Linked DNA regions of Homo sapiens: all the other regions are linked to region 1. Evidence: chromatin loops called from intact Hi-C (ENCODE). Cell type or tissue: heart left ventricle. All regions are shown on one strand.

What was found. Peaks named below come from ENCODE experiments on the same cell type or tissue, not always from the same donor. Only the 100,000 strongest peaks of a DNase experiment are listed, where the experiment ranks them.
Region 2: a loop joins it to region 1, with 3 times the contacts of the local background. A loop is called at or near these places in 20 of 110 quality-filtered maps.
Region 3: a loop joins it to region 1, with 2.6 times the contacts of the local background. A loop is called at or near these places in 19 of 110 quality-filtered maps.
Region 4: it touches region 1 in a loop (3-fold over the local background); 11 of 110 quality-filtered maps call a loop at or near these places.
Region 5: a loop joins it to region 1, with 2.2 times the contacts of the local background. A loop is called at or near these places in 23 of 110 quality-filtered maps.

The regions. Positions count from the first base shown.
Region 1 is chr1:41,809,436-41,814,435 of GRCh38, reverse strand. All of the region lies in intron 1 of HIVEP3 (HIVEP zinc finger 3), which reads left to right. Among named protein-coding and RNA genes, the nearest start is that of HIVEP3, 110 kb to the left of the region's middle. In heart left ventricle, a CTCF peak has its summit at 2,273 (motif pointing left); DNase peaks (open chromatin) are centred at 165, 1,705, 2,208, 2,809 and 2 weaker places; H3K27ac peaks cover 1,718 bases.
Region 2 is chr1:41,879,680-41,884,679 of GRCh38, reverse strand. The region is part of intron 1 of HIVEP3 (HIVEP zinc finger 3); the gene reads left to right. Among named protein-coding and RNA genes, the nearest start is that of HIVEP3, 37 kb to the left of the region's middle. In heart left ventricle, no CTCF peak of the experiment used is centred here; no DNase peak of the experiment used is centred here; H3K27ac peaks cover 3,525 bases.
Region 3 is chr1:41,889,058-41,894,057 of GRCh38, reverse strand. The region is part of intron 1 of HIVEP3 (HIVEP zinc finger 3); the gene reads left to right. Among named protein-coding and RNA genes, the nearest start is that of HIVEP3, 27 kb to the left of the region's middle. RefSeq lists an enhancer at 2,302-2,601. In heart left ventricle, no CTCF peak of the experiment used is centred here; DNase peaks (open chromatin) are centred at 2,545 and 3,037; H3K4me3 peaks cover 989 bases; H3K27ac peaks cover 2,135 bases.
Region 4 is chr1:41,872,160-41,877,159 of GRCh38, reverse strand. The region is part of intron 1 of HIVEP3 (HIVEP zinc finger 3); the gene reads left to right. Among named protein-coding and RNA genes, the nearest start is that of HIVEP3, 44 kb to the left of the region's middle. In heart left ventricle, no CTCF peak of the experiment used is centred here; a DNase peak (open chromatin) is centred at 1,951; H3K27ac peaks cover 2,274 bases.
Region 5 is chr1:41,900,460-41,905,459 of GRCh38, reverse strand. The region is part of intron 1 of HIVEP3 (HIVEP zinc finger 3); the gene reads left to right. Among named protein-coding and RNA genes, the nearest start is that of HIVEP3, 16 kb to the left of the region's middle. RefSeq lists an enhancer at 297-386. In heart left ventricle, no CTCF peak of the experiment used is centred here; a DNase peak (open chromatin) is centred at 3,004.

The sequences.
Region 1 (5,000 bases):
CTCATATGTGGAATGGGAACATACCAACCACCATGGTGGCATGAGAGCTAAAAGAGGTGATGGATATAGTTCATACAGCACAGGGTAGGGAGAGGGGAAGAACTGTCCCCACGTGACCCCACTCTCCTGTGGCTCTGCACTCCAGCCCTGGCAGTGTGAGCGCAGAGGTCATGCCAGATAAATGTCTGCTGAGTGCTGGCTGAGGGACACTCACTCAGAAGCCAGCTTTCCACAAGCCTCACAGACATGACGTACTGGGGCTTGAATTTCACCCATGGCCTAAAAGCAAGGTCCCATTCTCTCAGCTCTCATTACTCAGTGTCTTCTGGGGATTTCCCTTGGACAGCAAGATAAGAGTGCCCAAGGTCAAGACCATCAGGAGATGAAGCCCCCACCACTGGAGGATGGACCGTGTAGGGGTGGGGAGGAGGCTGAGATTGAGAAAGGGCAGTGCTGTGGGCTGCTGTGGGTAACTACAGGAAGGCATCAGAGCCCTAGACATCTGTAGGTGAGGAAGCCCAGGCCGCAGTGCTGAATGGTTGGGGAAGAAGCTACTGTCTCCACCACAACAGGCTGTGCTGGTCTGGTCTGTGGAATGGCTAGTCATGGTTCCCTTCTACATGTGTCTCTTGTCGAGGCTGGCTGTGAAGACCCTGTGTTTAGGAAGAGTTGTATGGCATGGGGCAGGGGTGGGGTTCCCCAGCTCTTCTCCTTTAATGGTCTCTCATGTATTATGGTTACATATTGGGCATCAGAGAGCACTGCATGGTCCCTCCTACTTGATGGCTTTATGGTTCTCAGCCTTCTCCCTTTGGCGTAGAAGATCTGTCCTCTATGGCTAGCAGCCAAGAGGAGATTTCCACAGAGATTTCTATCCACTGTGGTCCTGCGGAGAGAAGTCGCACCTGTTAATGGCTGGGGATGGACAATTGCAAGGCGGTATGTGGGTGCACAGTCTCTCAGGCACCCTGTGTGTCACTAGGTCTTGCCAGTGTGTTTGGGAGGAGGACCAGCTGGTGAACATTGCCTGGCAGCAGTGTGAGCCACTGTTTTCCAGCTGCCATGATAGGACTGTTTCCAGATCACCAGAAAGACAGGGCAAGATTGGCGCCTAGTGTTGCTCCTGCTGGTGGAGGCTGTGGGCCAAATGGCAAGAGGACTAGATAGGGTGATGGGGGGCTGCATGACTGGACTCCAGTCCCACTTCTGCTTCTTACTGGCCATGGAACCCAGAGCCTCAGAGCCCTCATCTCGAAAATGAAGGGGTTGTTTGGGAGGCTGAGGCAGAAGAATCGCTTGAACTTGGGAGGCAGAGGTTGCAGTGAGCCAAGATCGCACCACTGCACTCCAGCCTAGGCTTCAGAGCAAGACTCCATCTCAAAAATAAAATAAAATAAAATAGATAAAATGAAATGAAGTGGTTGGATCAGGGCCTGGAGACAGCTAAGGTCCTTCTTGCTGTAGGAGTCTCAGAGGCCCCAGAGTGCATAGGCACTTTACCAGGTCCAGAAAGCGCTTGGCTCTGAGTGCTGCAAGGACCGCCCCCCACCCCCTCCACCCATCCTGCTAGGCTGCATTTAAGGAGCAGAGAACCTTGGCAGTTCTAACTTATCTGTCCCCCCACCCCCAAGGAGGAGTGCACCCTCAGGGAAGGGGACACTCTGTTTTTCACAGACAGGGAACTGTTGGAGTGGTGGCTTCGCAGCCCAGCTGGCCAGTCTTCTCTGGGGTGAGCAGCCCAGGTCCCCCCCCACCCCCTACCAGCCTTGGTATTTGCTAATTTCCCTTCCCAGGATAAATGCGTCACTATCACTCTTAAAATGAAGTGTCCAGATGGGAACACAATACAGATGTGGCCCAGTCATTCCAGAGGAATGCAAGAAAGCTGCTGAGATTGTCTAGAATTCAGGCATTTCCTCAGTGGGCTTTATCCTCTATTTATTCCATATCCATGACATCTTATTTATTTTTTTGTTTTTGTTGTTGTTTTGTTTTGTTTTTAAGACAGTCTTGCTCTGTTCTCCAGGCTGGAGTGCAGCGACATGGTCATAGCTCACTGCAGCCTTGAACTCCTGGCCCTAAGCGATCCTCCCTCCTCAGCCTCCCCAAATGCTGGAATTACAGGCATGAGCCACTGCACCCGGCCCATGGCATCTTATTAAACATCTGTCCGTTGCAAGCTGAGAAAGAGGTTTCTGTTTGTGCTCCTCGTGTTTGTTAAGTTTGCTTAATGAAGGCCCTGTTTAAAGGGAAGGACTGCCTCTAGCTCCCCCTAGAGGATAGCTGGCTGGGATTCCACAGCCTCAGCCCTGGGAGCACCTGTGTATGTCTCAAAGCAGCAGAGAGATTAATGACCTGGGTCATTTTGTTTATTAAAATATCACCTTGGGGGTTCTTTATACCATTGTAAAAATGGTTCAACTGAGTGCCTTCTGTCTTCTTAAGCCAGTGCCTCTGGACACTCTTCTTTGTAACTTGGGCACTCGGGGGCTTCTCTGGGCCTCTGCTTGCTCATCTTTAGAATAAAGTATTTTTTTTTCCAGTTGTAAATTAATTATATGGTTCTTTATATTAATTGTATGGAGTTAGATAAGGACTCATCTGTACAACTACAGCAACTGCGATTTTCGTATTCCCTCTTTTAGGAATTTATTATAAAAAGGACTCAACCTTTTCCTGACTTTATGCCTCCAAATTCCCATTTCTCACCCTCTCCTGACGTTTCGCCTTTCCCCACCCCCTCCCCGTGGTGCTCCAAGCTCAGTGGGTGGCAGCACAGCACGATGGTTCAGGACAGTGTCTCTGGAGGGTGCTCTGGGCCCGTCACTAACCAGCTGGGCGGCCCCAAGTGAGTCACATAACCTCTCTGTCTGCCTCATTATCTGTAAAAAGAGGATGTGGTAGCATTTGCCTAACAGCAAATGTAACTGATAATTAATGCATATAAAATGCTTAGAATAGTGAAAAATGGTGTTCAAAGAAGCATTCGTTGTTATTGTTGTGTTTCTATGGGGTGAGGTAGCCAGTAAAACCCAAGGTTAACACCAGACTGTTTTCCTCTAGGAAATACAACAAACAAGCAAGCAGAAGACATGGATCCTGAAGTTTCTTATGAGCAGGAGACTAGCACAGACCACTGTTCCTACCATTGGGAGGACAGCACACCTGGCTGGCTGCCAGAGTGGGCCTTGGGGAGTAGGAAAAGCCAAGGGCTTAAGAGATGGAAGATCTCCTGGGTCACACCCAGGAGACTATTCACTAGCTGCCCACTGGGCAATAAACACCAACTGAGGACCCAGGTGACACAAACCCTGCATTAGGTACAAAAAAAAAAAAAATCTGGTCATTGGAGGACTCAGGCCAATGGGGGAAATAAACTGGTCAATAAACAATCATAGTGCCCTGTAAGGGCTGGAAAAGGGCATCCTAGGAGTCTGCAGTTGATAGGAAGGGATTGGGAAGGGCACAAGGCCAAGAAATAGGACAGGCAAGATCCAAAGGAGTGAGGACTTGGTGATGTCAAAGGCTTCAGGGCCATTACAGGCAAATCCATAAGCCACATGCCACATAGGCCACCTGGCTTCTTAAAGAGATCCACACTATAAATTGGAGGTGAAAAGTTAGAAAACTACTTCTTAAAATGAGGTACAACAGTGAAGCCAAATTTATTTTGAATTGATTCTTTTTAAAAGACTGTAACCATATATAAACTCAAAATAACCACATTTCACCATGACACTGTTTTTAGGGGCCCAGCCAGGAATGAGGGTCAGTACCTTGGAGAGCTCCAAGGGGTTCCAAAGGGCTGAGGCATGCACTAGTTCAGCATGAGGCAGAAGCATAAGCATGAACCTACCAGGATCAGTGTGGGGCCAGCCCCTACTGGTGTGGGCTTCCATTGCCAAGGCTGGTGCTTCTCCTCTTAGATGGAGGTCCCAGGGACTAGGAGATGGTGGATGGGGGGCAAGGGACCTAAGATGGACATTTGTTATCTGCCCTCTCTCTGGATGGAGTCTTCTTGGTACCCAGGAGAGATCATTGCACTCATCCTGGAGTCAACTAGTGGGCCCTGATGCTAGGATGCTTGTGGAGTTTTGCTTTCTTACAAGTGGTTGATCGCACTTCTTCAGTGGAGGTGACTTAGTTATTTGAGATAAGCAACTGAAAGGATTGTTGCTGCCTGAAGGCAGAATCGAAAAACTGGGACAAGCTTCATAGCAGTTCTGCCATTTCAACCTCTTGGATGTGGATTTCTACAATTACCCAATCAGTCCAGGTCTTGTGGGCAGCTGGGGGACTATCTGTGAGATGGAGGGTGAGGCCTGACTTTGAAATGTTTGTTGTGGCTTTTGGCCCTGAACACTGGAGCCTGATTAAGTTTTATGCCAGTCAGGTATAAAACTTGACTGGCTGCAATTTGGGCAGCTGCACCCACATGCATCTGGTGTGTGCATGTACACTGTTCTCTTCATCAGATGGACATGTCGTTTGGATATTTCTCTCCTGGAATGAGACATTGAAAAGTAATTTATAGCTTCAGGAAAGTCCCCAGTCAAGCATGGACTCGGCGAGATGGTGATGTCAGCAGATTTATTCTCAGGGACCTTCCCCTTTTTCTTTCATCTGAACCCTCCTCCCATTCACTTGTTCCCCATGTGTTTACTGAGTGTCTTTTTGTGCACAGGCCCAGGATCTGCACCCACAGTCAACTGTAACAACCATATGGCCTAGATCATCTGGGACAATTCTGATTAAGGGGCATTTATTCTTTTCATTAAAAGTGATTTGTTAAATATATGGGGGAATGTGATTTGACTTTAGCTTTTGTAAAGCATAAATAAATTCATAAATCAGGGAAATAATCTTCAGTTGAATTACATGTCAGAATTTTGCATGCAGAAAATATGGTCACCATATATCTAAGACAGAGAGAGAAAACAATTTGCATCTCCTGGGCCAGTTCAATGCATTGGAAGAATCACCTGTATTGAGAAGGAGCC
Region 2 (5,000 bases), 70 kb before region 1:
TCATTTGCAAGTGAGGGGATTGGGCTGGATAGCCTCTAAAATCCCTTCCAATGCTAACCCTTCAGGATTTTAAATTTTTGAGTATGTTGGGATTGGCCCACCCTCCATGGCTAACCTTCTGAGGCTGGCAGGATGGGCAGTGGAGGGAGAAACACAAGTTTGCAAACCCCTGATGTCCGCATTCCCCAACGTCCTTCTGCATCAGCCGCACTTGCCTGCAATCCCGGGATGGTTAGCAGCAGCCATGATGGCATTTCGGGAATGCCTGCCCATCCTCCCAGGTGGCAGGTTGCATGTGTCAGTGCTCAGCTGAGCAGGGAAGTGGACCTCTAAACAGTTAGTCTGGTGCAACACCATTTTAAAGACAGGCAAACAGTATCTGCATCTAAATGCATAGAAAATTACTGGAGGGGGCTCATGACGTGGTGGCTCACACCTGTAATCTCAAGACTTTGGGAGGTCAAGGTGGGTGGATCACTTGAGACCAGGTGTTCGAGACCAGCCTGGCCAACGTGATGAAACCCCATCTCTACTAAAAATACAAAAGTTAGCCAGGCATGGTGGTGTGCTCCTGTAATCCCAGCTACCAGGGAGGCTGAGGCACGAGAATCACCTGAACCCAGGAGACAGAGGTTGCAGTGAGCCAAGATTTCGCCACTGCACTGCTCTAGCCTGGGTGACAGAGTGAGACTCCATCTCAAAAGAAAAGTATGTGAAGGAATTAATCCAAAATGTTAAAATTATTTCTCTGTAAAATAATAGGTTACTCCATTTTTTTCTTAATTCCTTTCTGCTTTGTCCTTTTAAATTTTCTAGCTTAAGTATGTATGGTTACAACTTTAGAGTTGGGGGGTGGGTGTTTCCAGATGGAGGTGGCTCTGGGACAGGGGTCAGCGACAGGCAGGGAGAAGCTGGCAGCAAAGTTGTGAGAAATAACCTGCAGAGCTGTCAGAAGAGCAGGCCGTGCCAACAGCAACTTGCTATCACATTCTGCACCCACCAGGCTGCCTCTGACAGGCATTGAGGGGGCAGGCTCGATCCTGTGGGGTCACAGGTTCTCTTTTGGCCCTGGAGAGGTAAGCCTTCAGTGAAAGTTCTGGTTCTGCTGTCAGGTGTACCATTGCAGGTGAGTTGCAGTTCTCAGGCTCAGTTTTGTCATTAGTGTAATGTTGATGTCACCAACCTCACAAGCATTTCGCAGGAGAGTGCCTGTGGTCCATAGCAGGAGGTCAGTGGGCATTAGCTGTCCACCCCGTTTCACTCTTATGCTGCTTAGGGGAAGGGTGGTGGGAGACACCTCTTGGCTAGGGGAAGGGCAATCTAGCTCACAGCACTGCAGTCTGATTGTCCAGGCCGTTTTCCCAGCAGCTCTCTCACTGCAAGGCACACTTTTCCTGGATAGTATTTACTGCCAGGACCACTGAGAAGCTGCCCCAGCCTTCCCAGCAGCTCCTGCCAGTCCCACCCCAGCCAGTCAGTGTCTGTGAGTCCTCAGACCTCCTAGGTTGTCTATATATTTTTTTCTTTTTGCTCTTTCATACCAAGTCCTGCAGACTCCTGGGTAGTCTGAATGCTGCCCCTGTATTTTCTGTGTGACCAGGGGACCCCTTGGAATAGTGTCTCTTACTCCATTTAGACTTCGCTTTAACCTCCAAGCCTCCTAAATAGCCAGCTGGCTCCCCGCTCCTAGACAGACCCTTATTTTAATCTAGAATTTCTAGACAGAAAGCCAGTTCAGCCCTGTCTCATATTTTTAAAAATTTGCCTTTAACCCTGCTTACAACATGACAAACCAAAGTGGCAGTATAGGAAATCCTATCCCAACTCCTGAACTCTAACAGCAAGGATTTAGCAAGACACTTTCCAAATGGAAAGTCAAGTTATTTCATTCCTTCCTCTGTTCCACTCACTCAACAGATATTTCTTGAACACACACTGTAATAACAATAATTCTCATTGATTGAGTGCTTGTTATGTGCCCAGGGGACTTCCAGGAGCTCACAGTCTGCTGAGGATACAGACTGGTGATTGTTTCCAATGTGATGGGTGGTATGAGAAGCAAGGTGGAGGCTGCCTTGGAAGTAAGTAAAAAGGGACATTCCTTCCCCTTCCTATCAAGCCTAGCTATTAATTGTGTGATGATGTCTTTTTCATGGGAAATCTGCTTCTCCTGCAACTCCTAGTTTAATTATCCCTTCCCAGGTCTACCTAGAGGAGAGATGACCACAGCCTTCTGTCTAGTGCTGGGATTTTGAAACTCCTGTCCCATGCAGGGGCTGGGATTGGCCTGGCCACAGTAGGGTCTGCTCAGTTGTAGGCTGCCATCTTCCTTTTCAATTGAAACAGAAAACCAGAAAGTGTCAGGCAGACATAGGGGCAGTCTTTACGATCCTTTTCCCTCCCGCGTGCAGCTCGCAGCTGTTTATCTGTGAGAAACAGGTTTGCCCAGTGGAACGTTTATTTGGTTTCTCTGGCTGATCATGGGAACACACCTGCCACTTTACCACTTCCTGAAAATCAAGCAGTTTCTTAGAAAAGGGACATATTCCTTAAAATACATTGTGTGGTTTGGGAGTGAGATATGGTTTCTTGGATTTTTATGATTTAATGTGTCTACAAAAACATTAAGCCACAAGATAAAAATATACTGACTGCCCCTATGAGAAAATGGACTTTCCTTAGGATCAGGGGGCTGGTCATTTTAATTTTTATGCCAAGTTTTGTTATATTTTCAAGTTTTTGTTTGTTTCTTTTGTTGTTTCTCATCAACTCTCTTACACTCTGGACATACCACAGGCAGCCATTGGTACAGTTTACTACAGTGAAACTTCTACTTATCAACCCAAATAATTTGGACTGAAGTTTTGTAAGAAAAAGGCAAATAATAAAACACATTTTTAAAAAGATTTTAATGTTTAATACCGTAGTTTCAGAGCATGCCCTGGGCTGAGTGTATGGTCCTTCTCAATGCTGTACCTACATCTGAAATACTCTACAATAAGAACAGATTGTTCTGGCAAATAGCTGGGAGATAGTCCATCATGTGTCTATTAATAAAGTAGAACTAGATTTATATTTAGTGTGCTATATTTACTAAGGCAGGACTGGGGACCATGAACATTTTGGCAATTTTTTTCAATTGAGTATTTGGAACTGATTACTATGTATTTACCAGAAAATTTGACTAATCAGCATATCGTTTTTAGAACTTTCTATAATAAGGTTTTCTAATAGGAAGAGAGAGATGAGCAGTGGATAAGAATGTGAAATTTTGGAGTCAGATTGGCCTGGGTTCATGTTATGACCCAAATTATGGCAACTTGCCCCAGAGACTTGGCCTTTCTCATCTAACTCCTCCTCATCTTCAAAGGGGGCATTGTGCTGATACCCACCTCTCATCATTGTTGTGAAGATATAACATAATAATGCTTGAAAAGCAGTCAGCACAAAAGTATTCACCCCTGACCTGTATTAGATGTTGCACAACTCATGGTCTTCGTTGCCCTCATGGTCATTGTTGCTATTGTCTAATCTATCAGCACTGTTGTCATCACCACCATAACGATCATCCTCTATATACTACAGCCTTTGTCACAGCCAACTCCTTTCTCCAAAGAGGCCTTTAGTGGGAGGAACTTGCATTGTGGAATATTGCGATTCAGTATTTCTAGGAAGCTAGGCTAAGATAACACAGGGCATGTTCCAGAGTGTTATATTAGAACTAGACATAGTTAACTGGCCTTTATGCCTTAGTTTGGTTATCAAGAAATTTAGATTTAATGCCATTGTCTTAGTACTAGAGAATGTGGCCCCTTTCGCAACCTTTTGAAGCCTATCAGGATTAGGGGATGCTCGCCCCACAGATGCAGGTCTCCCCTCCTTTCCTATTCACTGGGAGATCTGAAGGCAGTGCAGGGAGAGCAAGGAGGCCACACAGAGGTCAGACTCCTCTGTCATGTCTTCCTTTTCAGATGACTGCCTCATGTCTGGAGACCTCGAAAACTGATCTTGAAATCCAGGGCTTGGTCTGTTCAGTGTTTTCTTAAAAATTAAAATAGAATCTCTCAAGGGCGGAAGTCTCCGCTCTTCTTCCTTCTCCTCACCCAAGCCAATCCACTCTTCCTGAAGGTGACATGGAAATGTAGACTCAGTAAATGTGTACAAACGTGGTGTATCTAGAGCTCCTGCTGTGTGTTTACAGAGTTGGTGCTGCATTTAAGGAGGACAGAGATGCCTTTGTTGTCATGCTGACCACATTCCCTTCCTGGTAAGCAGTACTCACTCCTGAGTCAGGCCCCTAGGTTCAAATCTCAGCCCTACCATTTATTAAGAGGATGGGCCAGGCATGGTGGCTCACTCCTGTAATCTCCCAGCACTTCGGGAGGCTGAGGTGGGGGCATTGCTTGAGCCTAGGAGTTCGGGACCAGCCTGGGCAACATAGGGAGACCCCCATCTCTACTTGGGCATGGTGGCATGCCTATGGTCCCAGCTACTCAAGAGGCTGAGGTAGGAGGATCGCTTGAGACTGAGAGGTGAAGGCTACAGTGGGCTATGATCACGCCACTACACTCCAGCTTGAGCAACAGAGTGAGACCCATCTCAGAAAAAAGAAAAAAGAGAGGATGATCCCAGGCAAGCTAATTAGCCTCTTTGGGCTTCATGCTCATGATCTGTAAAATGGGCACACTAATAATATCTACATCATAGGACTGTGGTGAGGTTTAATGGTCAGTATCTATAAAGCACTTAAGACCATGCTAGGCACCTAAGAAGAGCTCTATGTGAGTTGGCTATTTTTCTTGGCCTTGCCTGTTTCTTCTAGTAACTACCTAGGCTGTGACTTCCCTAATTTTTCTAAAAAATGAATAAAAAGCCTAGATTTTCTTGCAATGCAAGGTATAGAAGAGGAAATAGAAGCAGAGGTTTCACAGTGTGGTACCCCTAAGTCAGAGGTACTTAAAATCAGTTGGATGCACTTTTCTAGGTGGAGGAAACCAGGG
Region 3 (5,000 bases), 80 kb before region 1:
TCCTAGCTACTCAGGAGGTTGAGGCAGGAGAATCACTTGAACCCAGTAGGTGGAGGTTGCAGTGAGCTGAGATCATGCCACTGCACTCTGGCCTGTGCAACAGAGTGAGACTTCGTCTCAGAAAGACAATTTATATATATATATATAAAAAATAAATATTATATATGCATATTCATATATAATATATAATATATAATTTTTTCATATTCATATATAATATATATTATATGTTATATAATGTATTATATATAAATATGCATATTTAATATATAAATATATAATATATAAAAATATGTATATATGAATATAAATATATATGTATATCTATATACACACACACAAACACATACACACACACATATATATAAACCTGAGGCTCTGACAGGTGAAGTAAGTTATACAAAGGCCCCTGGGCTAGTCAGCAGTGATGTTAGAATTTGAGCCCAGCACTCTTAGGCTCTAGAGCAGGGTTTCTCAGCCTTGGCACCATTGACATTTTGGGCCAGATGATTCCTTGTTGTGAGAGCTGTCCTGGGCATTGTAGGAGGTATAGTAGCAAACCTGGCCTCTACCAGGGCCCACTAGGTAGCGATAGCAACCCCCTGACCCCCAGATGTGACAACCAAAAATGTCTTCAGACATTGATGAGTGTTCCCTAGGGGGGCTAAACTGCCCCCAGTTGAAAACCACTGGGCAGAGAGAGGGATTAATATCCTGGAGAGTTTTGCAGCAGCCTGACTTCTCAGTTCCAGGGTTCAGAGCCCAGTTCCCACTTATCACCTTATTTCCTTACAGACCAATGGTCAGAGAAGGCCAGGATCATGGTGGCTGGTATGTGTACACACAGCAGCCGACAAGCTTCTGTATGTGGGTTTGAGCCAGAGGCTTCTCAGCTGTGGGTTTTTTGCTTTTCTGTTTTTTTTTTTTTTTTTTTTGAGACGAGATCTTGCTTTGTCACCCACGCTAGAGTGCAGTTGCACGAACATGGCTCGCTACAGCCTCAACCTTGCGGGCACTAGCTGTCCTCCTGCCTCAGCCTCCCGAGTAGCTGGGACTACAGATGTGTGCCACCACCCCTAGCTAATTTTTGCATTTTTTTTTTTAGAGATAGGGTTTCACCATGTTGCCCTGGCTGGTCTTGAACTCCTGAGCTCAAGCAATCTGCTCGCCTCAACCTCCCAAAGTTCTGGGATTACAGGCATGAGCCACCGTACCCAGCCTTTGCTGTTTTTTGAGCTGTTTTCTTTTCTTCTTTTTGGCTGGGCACGTTCAGACTATAAGGTGGGCCAGGCTATGTGGCTGGTTTGAGTTTCTCTCTGCAGCTGTCAGCAGCAGAGTCCAGGCAGCCACACTGACCCATGCTGCCTTTCTTGGAGGCACAGCTGGTTGATTTAACTGGAGTCACAGTGTGAAGGGTCCCAGAGCAGAGGGGTCAGCTGACAAGAGGAGAGCCAACGTTCAACATTTATCGTTGCCATGTCATGATACTGCCTCACTCAGCACTTATTCTGATTTGCAACATCTGGGTCTTTTTTTCTTCTCTTCCTGCCTTCTCTGTGCTCTCTTTGGGTTTCAGAACTTGAACCTGTGGCAGCAGTGGTAGGCTGTGGTTCAGAGCGTCTGGGCATATGTGAGATGTGAGCAGAGCCACTGTGTTCTTGGCACCCAGCTGCTAGTTCCGCTCTCAAAGCCCCATTTGTAAGAAATATATTGACCAGCCGCTCAGTGTCTCTGACCAAGTTCTTAGAAAAGTCTCAGAGCTAGCAATATGTTTTACTCCTAGTGGGTGGGTGGAGATGGGATGGGGAAAGGAATTTTTTGTTGTTGTTGTTTATTTGTTTTAAGATAAAGCTCTGGTGTTTGGACTCATTTAAAGAGAGCTATGCAGTGTCTTGTTTGAATGTTTGTTTTTATGGGTTAATGGCTTTGCATCAGTAGTCACAGCTTCGGTGTCCAAATATTTTAGTTCTGGTTCAGAACCTACTTTTCTCTTGTTTTGATGCAAGCTATTTTCCTAGGGTACTCTATTTCTTTTCAATAGAAAGGTGATATTCACCCTTGCACTAAATGAGTGTTGATATCTGATAGGGAAACAGGCAGCTCTTGTGCTGGCAGAACCGATGTGCCTTTCTCCTTAAAATCTCCAGGACGCTTTCTCTCGTGAGTTTTACTCCTTGCCTTTTCCCATTGGAAGGCCATCTCTTTTCACAAGCAATGAAATCAGGACATGGGAAGAAGTGACTGTAGGAGAAAGAAGACAGCTGTCAGTAAACGTAATTAACCCCGATCTCCTCTGGAGGGCTGCCTCTTGAGCGAGCTGTGCTTTAAACCAGCCCGAATGGATGTTCAGAACAGAAAGAGAAAGTGAGTTACCAAGGACTTCTGGGGAGTGCCGTGAGCAGGGGTTCCTTTCTTACCTGGAGGGAGCCCCACACATTCAAATCATTTGCTGAGATCTAGCTAGGTGCTGTGCTGGGGACACACCGATGACAGCCTGTGGAAATGCTGGGCCTGGTGGACCCAGGAAGCGTTGACTCCCAGAGCAGGAGGGGCAGCCCGTCTTTGCAGCATGGACCTTGCTGTGGTAACCCACACCATCAGCCCTTCTGCCCCGTGACACCACCACTTCATTGTCAGGAAGCACAGTTAAGGGGAAATGAGTTTTGTATTTTAGCAAAGTTTAATTGAAACTCAAAATTCCCCCCAGTTGGATGCAAACTGTCTTATGTGAGTAGAAATACATGTGCAACCCAAAATTGGGAAATAAGTTTGGGGCTTTTGGGGTTGGGCCTGCCTGCTGTTTCCCTGTTTTTTTTCTGTGTTCCTGCACATTGATTAGAATTCTTGTCCCTGTTAGTCCAGGGTGAAAGGGGAAGGCTGGCAAGTTTGGACACATAAATCTTACACCAGACGAGTTTCCTGGAAAAAGATCAGATCAGGCCTAAAGCAGGGCAGTCCTTCTGGCAAAGTGACTCTGTGTGGTCAGGTGGCAGTGGCCATCTGGGGAGCCCGGAGCCTCTGGGTGAGGAATGTGTTGGCCACCTCTCCAGCTGGCCTGCTCGTTTCAGGGCTCCCGTGTGGTGGAAGCAGGACCGTAGAGAGGCAGCCTCCCAGGCAGGCTAGTCATTCAAACCTCTCCCTTATGCATTATCTAATAATTATGTAGTAAGGAATGGGAGAGCTGCCTGAGTGGAGCGTTGACAATGTGCAGGTTATATAAGGAAGCTTGCCCAGAGACCTGGGTTAACAGGCCTCACATTTCTCATCCCCCTGACCCCAGGGTTATAGACAATTGCCCTTCAGGCAGCTGCCTGGCCAGCCCACGCCTTGCCCAGACTTGGAGTAAGATTCTGGAATCAGACAAATGTGGGCTTGAATCCCAGCTCCACCACTTACCAAGTTGGTTTTCCGGGGGAAGCTGCTTAACTTCTCTGAGCCTCAGGCTCCTCATTTGTAAAATGGTCCAAGGATTAAATGACAAACTATATAAAAAGGGCCATGGATCATTCATCTCCCAAACCTCAGCATCACACAATAATCCCAGGTAACAAACCTGCACATGAATCTACAATAAAAGCTGGAAAACATAAATAAGGGCTGTCACAGTGCCTGTACTGTGGCTCTTCAGAACTCAACCCAGTTGTCACTTGGCCCAGGAATCAGGCCCTTCCTGGATTCCAGGTCCCTCATTTGTGCCCCGAGCATCTTTTCTACCCTAGCTCTTGTTCACTTTTCTGTTTCTCCCTTTAGGCTGTAAGTACCTTGGAGGCAGGTGCTATGTTTGGTTGTCTCTGTGCTCAGAGCCTGCACCAAAGCAGCCAGCACTTAAGGAGTGCTGACTGAGCATTCCAGGCTTGGTTCTAAGTAATTTACATGTGAAAATTTATTTAAACCACACAGCAACCCATGAGGTAGGGACTATCATCATCCCCATTTTACAGACAAGGAAACTGAGGCACAGGGTAATTGAATCACATGCCCAGTGGCACAAAGCTAGTCATTGGCCGAGCCAGGATTTGAACCAGGTACATCTGTTTCAGAATCTGTTCTCTTAACCACTGTGCTGTCACTTGAGTTGTTCATTGGATGGTGAGCAGATGGGGCAATGTTATTATGGTTAAACTATTATTGTTAATTCCGGGCAAGCCACTTGCCTTTCTAGGCCTGCTTCTTTGTTCATTAAGTGGGGAGCAGGGTTCTTGTGAGGATTAGATGGGAGTGATGAGTATAAAGGAGACTGCAAACCCTATCCAGAGCCATCACCTTGGGAGTGTCACCGTGGTAATCAGAGTCCGTTATTCCTACAGGAGCTCCATCCACAACTGCTCTGCAGGGGACAATGGGTGCCCTCATTCCCCACAGGGCTCCCTACCCTCTCCATCGATACACACTAACATATGGGAAATGAAGGCCCACCCTGCCGGGCTTTCATACTCTAGAATGCGTGAATTTTTGCTCTTGGCAGCCCATTAAAAGGGCTAGAGTCCCCCATGCTGTCCTTTGATGGTGGAATACAGGAGAGTTTAACCTCAGGCCCTGCAGGAGAGTTGAGGCAAGGTGTCCCTCCAGTCCCAAGGAGAAGGGGGTGCTGCCCTTCAGACTCTGCGTAGGTCTGGAATGGCAGTGGCTTTTGGGTAATGAGGTGGCAGTGTCGGGGACATTGAGAAGGTGGATGATGTTATTGTCAGTGACTCCACAACTCCTGCCTTTTGATATTCCAGCCACGTAAAGCTGCAACTAAGGTTTCCCAGCAAAGACTTGGAATGCAAAGCACACTTTAAAGTGTGTGAGTTTGTGTGTAGCAGGGGATGTGGGGTGGGACTGTGTGAGGTGTGGGGTGTGTGGTGTATGTGGTGTGTGTGTGTGTGAGATATGTGTGTTTGTGAGGTATATGGAGGTGTGTGTGATGTGTGAGGTATGTGGGGGGTGTGTGTGTGGTGCTTGTGTGTGTTTGGTGTGTGAGGTATGTGGCGTATGTGTGGTGTGTGTGGTGTATGTGT
Region 4 (5,000 bases), 63 kb before region 1:
AGAATTCTGCCTGGAGTCTTAAATTAAGGTATTCTCCTGGATGAGTTTAATATTATTAACCAAAAAAGAAAGAAGAGTTTTAGGATTTAGCAGTGTGTGTATTCACTGGACTCAAAACCACAGTAACCTCTCAATGCACATGGCCTTCCCACTTCTTCAGTAAGGAAACTGAAACTCAGGAGGGGTTTAGGGCTTGGAGGGAGGACAGAGCAGGGCTTTGAACCCACGTCTGTAGAACGTGCTGAGTTTTCCTTTTGCTGTTTCCAGGCTGCACAGCAGATAATTTCTGTAATGATACTCATCTCAAAAAACCCAGTTAGAAAGTAGACAAGATGTAACATATTGTAGAAACATTTCTATCCTAAATGGATACATTTTATCAGGGTTAGTGTTTAGCTATTCAAAAAATGTGCTTGGCTGGAGTGGGATAGTTTTCCAAGTGCTGAATTTCAGTCTTACATTTAAGAGTGGCCAGATAACATTTAAAGAGACAATGCTGGGAGATAACATTTTAAAGGGAAAAGAGTCCTGGTTGGGGATTTAGGAGACCTGGGTTTAGTAATAATAACAATAGCAATAATAATAATAATAGATAATAATGATAGCAGTAATGTTTGTCAAGCATTGTCTATAGGCCAGGCACTGTTTTATTAACTTTACAAGTATTAATTCACTTAATTCTTATAAAGTCCTCTGAAACAGGTTCTATTATTATCTTTATTTTACAGATGAGGAAACTAAGGCACAGAGAGTTTAAGCAACTCGCTCAGAGTTTGACAGCTACCAAGCAGCAGAGTTGGGACTTGAACCCAGGCCCTGCAGTCTGACTGCAAAGCCGGTCTCTTCTCTGTCACTATCTTCACCTATCTCTTTGCCTCTCTAGGACCCAACACTGTGACTCCCAAAACATTGCTTAATCTGGGATATCATAGACTCAAAAATTTTAAAAACATTTTGGAGAATTATATCAGGTTATCATTTAAAAATTTTTGATGAATACCCCTTATTCTTACTATCCTTTCATAAAAGAAAAAAAAAAAAAACTTAACACTCTCCCCAACAAAGTAGAAGGAACATAATCTCAGATTATGAAGCAATCCTTCCCCAGAAAGGAGAGTTGTCCACTTTATAGGAACCCAAACCCAGTTGCTGTTTTGTAGATGTGACTAGAGTAGCTGTTGTATGTCAGGTGGAGAACAAGACAGACCTAGTTCGTACCCATGTGGAACTTGCATCCCGGTGGGGGAGAGAGTCATTTAAAAAGTAAACAAAAAATCACATAATTACAAATTTGTTAGGTGTTTGGAAAGAAATGAGCACAGTCCAGGGATAGAGAATAAAAATTCGTGGAGAGAAGAAGGTGCAGGGCATGTACCCTGCTAAGGCAAGGCTCTCCTAGAGGGGTGGGGACAGCCTGTACCAGTGACGGGGCACCTGCCAGGCACAGGGACAGCATGTGTGAGGCCCAGAGACAGGGCAGAGCCTGGGGTCATGAGTAAGGGAAAGGAGGCCCCACAGCTGCTGGAGTGTCCTGAAGCTCGGGGCACAAGAGGAGGCTGCAGAGAGCAGCCCTGTCTAGAGCAGCTCTCAAAAGTCAGCAAGGAGTTCTGATTTTTACTGGAGATGCCAGAGGAAACCATTGAGAGGTTTTAAGCCAGGGCATGACATGGTCTGACTTATATTTCATGGGATAGCTCTGTATGCTGCTGGGGACAGCAGATGAAGAGGGGCCAGAAGGGAAGCCAGGAACCCAGTTGGAAGGCTGTTTTGCAGCCCTTCAGGCCAGAGGCCGTGGCCAGGAGCAGGATGGATGGGGAGCTGGAGGGGAGCCATGGGAGTCAGTGTGTATCCTAGCAAACAGCACTCTCCAAGCGGGACAGTTCCCAGGCACCATCTACAAAGACAGGGTACAGGGGAGCCTCAAGGGCAGGGCTGGGGCTGAGAGCAGTAGAGCCTTAAAGGCTGAGGACAGGGGATGGTGCTGGAGCCCTGAAGGAAGGCGCTGCATTGCAGGCAGCAGCCAGGACCTTCGGGAGCAGCCCAAGCCAGGCTGGTATTCTGGCTCTCCCTCTCTTGCAGGGCAGAAGCCTATTTGCTGTTCTCTCCCCCGCTCCATCCCTCCCTGTGACCTGCCAAGGTTGTTCATTGATGTGGTCCTTCCAAGTGAGCCCTGGGCAGAGACAAGTGGCGAGGGCGGAAGGCAGATCTGGTGGGAGAAAGGACAGAGCCAGCACCAAGGCCAGCCCAAGTTGTGTGTGAGCAGCTGGGAGGATGCAAGCCCTTTTCCTGAGGTGGACACACTGGAGAAGGGAAAGGTAGCTGGGGAGGAGAATCCTTTCCTCAGGGACTGGCACTTGGAGACCGCTAACTAAATCCCTCAGGGCCTCTGTTTGTTTGTTTGCTTATTGTCTGTAAAATCAGCCATGGGACTGAGTGACTCCACAGTTCCTTCCAGCTGTTTTCTAATAGAATCCTATTGAGGGCTTACTTTCTGTACCGTGGAGTCTCTCTTTATCTTCTAGAATCCAGTCCTCCTCACCCGCTGCTCAGATACTGAAACAGAGAGGCCACGGTGAGGGAGGTGGTGGTGAGTTTGGTGGTGGCTTTCTGCAAGGGCAGGAAAGCGTTTGGCAGCTGCCCTGCTGCTGAAGTCCACATTTCGAACCTTAGACACTGTGAATCTCCTAGAATACTGTCTCTGAAGCCCCAGGTGGTAGACATACCAGGCCCAGGAAGAGGAAGACTTTTCTCTTGACAGGTTTATGTGCTAGCCAGCTAAGCCTAACTCAAGCAGAATTCTCCAAATGAAAGGAAATCAGTGGGCAATCTTCATGCCTTTATTTTGCTTTCCAGACGAACATGAACATCCCAAGTGAAATCCCAGCAAGTAAATGCATTTCCTCTCCCCTCTCTTGGCTCCTTTTAAAAACCCAGTGAATAAGAATAAAAAATGCAAATAGGCACTTCTGTGATCTAGTTCATTTCAATGATAAGGGAACTTTAAGGCAGTTAACTATATTTCTGATTGCTTTCTAAGACAAGAAGGAATGGTTTCAGTGAAGCCAAGGGAAGTCTGCTCTACACAGGAGTCATTATGAACTCAGGTGGGTGAGAGATGGCTGTGCTGGCCCAGCAGACACTGGGGATACTGCCCCTTCCTGGAGCAGAGTTGACAGTGTGGAGGAGAAGGGAAGCGAGGGTGGGAAGGAGGGCCTGCAGCTTCTTCCTGACCCCAGAATGAAGCAAGTACAAGGCTGCCTGGGCCAGTTGCTTTGAGAAGCTTCTCCACCTTCTGGGAGAGGGGTTCCTTATTTCCCCTAGACCCCATGGTTTGGTCTCTTGAATCCCACTCTTGAATTCACTTTAAAGCTTCAAAGCTCTGGGATTCTCTGATATGAGGAATTCTAATCCTCCTCCTTCCCTCTGTCCTTTTTTCCCTCCTTCTTCCTTTCTGAAGGTAGTGAGGTATTCTGGAAGAGAGTTAAAGAGAATTGATTCTCCCTCAGAAACCAAGATAAAGCCAGTGTGAAAAACACAAGTCAGCGAGAATACAGAAAACCTAAATTTATCTAATTTCAGCTTAGTGTCTTGGGAAGTTATCTCATGTAAAAGTATCATTACCTCTGAAATAATGTAGATCAGTGGTTGTTTTGTAAACATATAGGTTTTTGTAGTTTCCATACTAATTATATGACATGACATTAAATGATGCTTGTCCTGGCCTTAGCTGAGGCCCAAAGCTGAGAACAGTGGGTGCCGGGATCCCCCAAATTCTAAAAGGACATGCTAGGTTATCGGTGCCTGGGCCAGCTGAGTGCATGTCCCCGGGGCCTAGTGGTACCCCCAAGTCCTGTCTCTCCTAGAAAATTCTGCTGGCAACAGGTTAATCAGGACTACCTCTGAAGGCAGATGAAGAGAGGAGCACCGAAGGGGCTGCACGTCCACTGAAGGTGGGGTGAAGGTGGCCATTTTCCTGTGGGTGAAGTAAACACCAGGGGAGGCATCTGGCTAGAGCAGTCCTGAGCAGACCCTGCCTGGGAAGCCGCCTGCCAGCCCCTTCAGCAAAGCAGCCCCCATGTGCTTTCAGATGCACTACATTTTCTTTCGTCTCGTTTCCTCTTTTCCTTATAAAATCCAGTAAGTCCTTTAATAGTAAATCAGTTGATCATTTCTGTTATTCAGGATAAATCTGGCATTTTCCTAGAAAGTTAAACATGCACAGCATATGACCCAGTGATTTTACTCCTAGGTATTTACTCAAGAGAAGTGAACACATATGTTGGTGGAAGACTTGTACGTGGATGTTCATAAGAGCTTTATTCAAAACAGTCCAAGACTAAAAGCAGCCCAAATACCCATCAACTGGGGAATGGATAAGCAACTTGCAGTCCACCCAAATAGATATTATTCAGTAATAAAAAGGAACAAACTACCGACACATGCAAAAACATGCATGGATTTTCAAAGCATTAGACTGAAAGAAGCCAGATATCAACAAGTATATATATATTGTACAATTCCATTTACATGAAATCCTAGAATAGGCAAAACTAATCTATAGGGGGAATGTCAAAACTATGGTTGCCTTGGGGTGGGATAGAGGGAGATAAGAGCAGGGATTAACCGAGAAAGAGTGTGTTAAAGCAAACTGCATATGGCCTGAGAAGGACTCCGTACTTCTATATTTGAGTTCTTGTGGATGAATTGCAACCTAGCTTAATAGGTAGACAAGATTTAGGAGTATGTGCCTGTAACAATAGCTGGGTCTTGGCCAATCCCTGTGGCCATACTTCAACCATTTATAAACTGCTAAGTGTTCAAACTGTGTTCAAATAAGGCAAATGCCAACTTGTAACCAATCCCGCCACTCTGTACCTCACTTCCGTTTTCTGTACTATGTCATTTCCCTTTCTTTTGTCTGTAAATCTTCTTCCACCACATGGCTGCATTGGAGTCTTTGTGAACCTGCTGTGATTCTGGGGGCTGCCTGATTTGCGAGT
Region 5 (5,000 bases), 91 kb before region 1:
GGAATGCACACGTCAGATCCCCTTTTAACAGCTCATAATGGCACTGGAACTGTCTCCATCAACTGCTCTGTTGCCTGGCACCCTGGCACCCCAGTTCCCACTGGATGATAAGCACTGCCTTAACACTGCATGGAGAGTGCTTGTTTCCTTTGTCACCTGCTAGCTCTTCTTCCAGCTCAGATGCTGGCTGCCCCCTCCTGCTGCTTGAGCTAAAGTTCTGTTTCTGTTTCCCTGAATGTCTGTTACTCTGAAAAACATAACTATAAACTATAAGGGATCCCACCTGTTTGCTTTGTTCCTTCTCTCAGTTGTGGGTCCAGACACATCAACTATGTAGGAAGCAGGGCCTAGAGAGGCCCCACCTACACTCTTAAATCCTTATACCCTAGTTCACAAAAATCTTCATGTTCCACAGGGCTAAAAGCCCTATGTTGACTAGAGACACGGCAAAGGAACCACAGGTTCAGAAATATTTGTCCTGCAACTCTATCAAGAATGTAACTGTCAGGGCAGCCTTCATCACAGCCAGGGTTGTAGATGCTCATCCCGCTTCTGCAAGCCAAGGGCCAAGGACCCTTGTGGATGGCAGCTCTCTTATTAGGATGGGGGATTGGAGGTCCTTGAGGGCAGAGATGGAAACAAAGATTTAACCTCACAGCCCTTAATCCAGAGAAGCACTTCCTGGGTCTGGCCATTTTCTCTCTTGAAGAATAACATGATTGTGGACCAGGGTGATCAAAAGAACTAGAGAAATCAAAATGCACAATTGATCTTTGATACTCACCAAAGTGGGGCATAAAGTACAATGAATGAAGTTTCAAGTACAATCCTCTGTGGGCCTGTGGGAGGTGTTTCTAGAGTCTGGGAACTCCAAATGGTACCATATCACGGCCTCCTTTTACGGCGCACTCTGTGTAAAGCATGGCGGTAAGCACCTTCCATGGATAGTCTCCCTTAATTCCACTTCTGGGAGTAGAAGATGACCATTTTACCTTACAGCAGTAGGTCTCATCAGGGGGTTCTGATTTTGTTGGTCTGGGCAAGCCCTGGGTATTTGGACTTTTAAACACTCCCCCAGTGATTTTAATGTGCAGCCAAGGTCAGGACCTCTTTTACAGTCAAGGGAATTGAGGCTTCAGAGGTCAAAGTCACTGGCCCGGGGTCACCAAGCTGTGTGGGGAGGCACAGTTAAAGCACAGGCCTGTGTGACTGCATTGTTTGACCCTGGGGCCCTCCTGCTGCTGCCAATCAGAAAATGGTCAGGACCAGGCACGGTGGCTCAGGCCTGTAATCCCAAGACTTTGGGAGGCCGAGGTAGGCAGATCACTTGAGGCCATGAGTTCGAGATTAGCCTGGGCAACGTAGCAATACCCCATCTCTACTAAAAATGTAAAAATTAGCTGGGCATGGTGGCACATGCCTGTAATCCCAGCTACTCAGGAGGCTGAGGCATGAGAGTCACTTGAACCCAGGAGGTGGCTGCAGTGAGCCAAGATTGTATCACTGCACTCTAGCCTGGGTGACAGAAAGAGACTGTCTCAAAAAAAAAAAAAAAGAAAAAAAAAGGAAAATGGTCAGCACTGGCTCCAGTGTGCTGGGCAGGAAATGGTCAGTAGGGATGCAAAGATGCTGATGGCTTTCCCAGTGCATCCTTGCTGACCCAATACTCTTTTAAGAGGCAAGCATGTGTGTACTCTGAGTCTAAACGGCTCCCTGGACAGAAAGCCATCAGCCTTAGCTCCTGGCCAGCTCAACAGAGGAGCACACCACCCAGCTGCCCATCAACTCTTGGTTCAGGCTTAGCTTGGTTGCATCTGGCTTCAAGAAACAAGGACAGATGCTTTTTGATTTCTTTTCTAATGTCACCTCATAACCAGGCATAAATGTCTTGGTCCCTCCTGAGGAGAGAAAGGTAGGACAAGTCGGGCAAGTGTGGTCTTTTCTAGCCTCACCTCCAGTAATAATTGCAGAATAACAAGGCCTCAGTGCTCACTGCATTCATCAGCACCATACTAAGGACCTTGCACACATCACCTCCTGTTACCTTCACAGGAATCTTGTGAAGTAAAGACTCTTAGTATCTCAATTTTTCAGATGGGGAAACTGAGGCACAGAGAGTCTGGCAGCAGAAATGGGAGTGATCCTAGGCAGTTGCTGAGCCTGGCTCAACTCTTAATCATCATCCTATGTGACCTCCATAGATCTGTTTTTGCCTTGTTCTTGAATTGCTTCAGGAGCCCCATCTAGTTCCCAGCCTGAAAATCAGCTTTGAGCAAGGGAGATGCTGCTTCATTTCTAGCACAGAGTTGGATCCATAGCAGGTGTTCAGTAAATGGTAGTTGGTAGATGTATTTTATTTTATTTCAATTGATTTTATTTCTCCAGATTCTACAATATCACAGTACTGTGATAATAATAAACATGTCTCAGGAATGTAACCCAAGTTATCCAGTTTTTTATGCTTTGACTTCTAAGTATTTCTAAATACTCACCATACTCTCTTAATTGTTGTGTCACATTCACTTTTAGTAGCTGTGCTACGTTCACACCCTATAGTTGTCCAAGAAGAGCACCTCTCTGCACTGTAAGAGCCTCGATGTCTTTCTTTGAAGGATTCTTTACCGGAATAGAAACTGAAACGATTCTAAATGGTAGCTATCCCTGCACCGTCCAGGCCCTCAGAATGAAGTGGTTTGTTTGGTGTGCTCTTCCAGGGTAATCCATAAAAAACTCTATCCCAATTTAGTAGCAGACATTGCCGGCGCTCTGCTCAGATGGCGTTGGATCACTTCGGCCACTTCTGTGTGCCCATCCTGCAGCTTCTGTAGCCTCTGTTTCTAAAGCTTTGCCCCATCGCCTTCTTCAAAGGATTACCCTCTTGCCAAGAGAGTTGGAGTGGCTGGGAGTTTCTGTCCTGGCCATGACAGTCTGTAGCCAATATTAATTAGGGTGGGAATATGAAAGGTCAGCCACCTTGCCCTGGCAGTGGGGGGTGGGGGTGTACAAACTTGCAGGAGGTTCGGTTTACATTCCAGGACCCTCCCTGGGGTCAGGCTGAGGCTGGGATGTGGCCTGAGGTCATGCTTGGCTTGGCCTCTCCCCTTTCTGTCCTGCTTCTCCACTCTCCTACCGACCACTCTGGGGACATTTCTTCAATGAATCACTCATCTAGGAATCCTTATCTCAGGATTTCCTTTGGGGGAACATGACCTAAGTGAAAGCAATGTGGGCCGGATGTCTTTCAGACCAGAAAATGCCTCAAATTCCCTTTTAAGCATTCCTTTTAGTGTCCAGGATTCTGCCCTAAGCCTCCACTTAAACTGGGGGTCCCACTTCCCAGGGACAGTAACCCACCCCTCCTCCTCACCACTGGCTCATTCTTGTGGGTAGTTTCTGGGCTTTGCAGCTCTCCCCCTCCTCACTTCTTAGCCAGACTTTACTCTGCTTCTGTTTCATTCATTCAATACCCAACAGGTATTGAATCCCTGTTCTGTGTCAAGCATCCTCCTAGGTGCTGGGGTACAGCTGTGAATAGAGCAGACAAGGAGCTCGCCCTAACAGACCTTAAGGGAAGAAGGCAATTCACAAGTAAACAAAGAAGCAAGACAGCACACATTAAGATAATGGCTGTGAAGGAAATAGGCTAAGTGAGTGGGGCTAAGCAAGTGGGGTGTGAGTGAGGCAGCCTCCTGGGCTGTGTGCATGGTGTCACCTCCCTCCTCCGCTTCAGCCCTTGCATGCCCAGCCACACCTGCTCCTGAAAAGAGCACCTCTGACCTGCGTCTTAATAAATGCCAGTGACATTGTCCTAACTTTGTCTTTCTTGCCCTCTGAGTGGCATTTTGTGAAGTTTAAAACTCTGCATCTTGTTTTCTTCCCTGGGCTTCTGAGGCACCAGCCTCTCCTGGTTTTCTCTCTGCTTTTCAGGCTTCTCCTGCATAGCCTTCTCTGCTGCCTCCACCACCCCTCTGCTTGGCTATTGAGGATCGCAGCTCCCTAGACTCTGTCTGAGGATTTCTCTTCTTACAATGTAGTCTTCCCCTAGGTGAAGGTGTCACGTCCCCTGGTGTTAGTTTCCATGCATCTCATCTGGACCCCTCTTTGGAAGAACTGATTGTAAATGCAGCCCCCTTCTTAGCATCTCCACTTAGATGACTCAACACACGCATAACTCGGCTCAGCACCTTCCCACATGCATGACCAACCCACACCCCAGCCCCTTCCTCAGCCTGTGAGTCTCTCCTCTTCAGATGCACCCTGTCTTAGGAAGGGGCACCACTGTCCCCCAAGCTGCTTGGGCCAGAAGCCGGACTTCACCCTCTCCTCTCCACCACCTGTTACACTTAAGCTGTCACCAAGTCCTGTGCATTCCTCCTCCTAAGGACGAGTGCATGAATCCATCCACTTATCCATCCTGACGTCCACTCCCTCTCCAGGCCACCATTGCTTGACTGCTGCAGGAGATTCCTCACCGGTCCCCCACATCCTGCCTTGACCCTTCCAGAATGTTTGCATGGGCCCTAATCATGTCTGTAATTTCTTGCTGAACTAAAGATAATTGAAAATTCTTCCCAAGGTATGCACCACCCCAGGCGATGGGCCCTGCCTACTTCTCCAGCCTCACCTCCGGCCACTCCCCTTTCTCCCTCTCCTTCAGCCTTCCTAACAGATGATTCATTCCCAGTTATGGCCTTTCCACACACATTTCCTTTTTCCTGGGAAGCTTTTTAGGGAGGCCCATATGTGTGAAGGCTGCTTTCTTTTTCCCTGAAGTGCTGTGATCACCACTGGGATGTGGGGTGAAAGATACCACCACTGCCTCTCTATTCCCTCTCTACTGGGAAATTTGGAAGAGATCTAGGTGGGAGCACAGGGAGTGGGGAGAGGGAAGGGATAGAGAGGCCCAGCCCAGGGAGAGGCAATAAGGGGGTACGTTGTCTGAAGAGAACGTAAAAGCAATAATATAATAAACGAAGTCTGTTAGATTTTGACTCTCACCT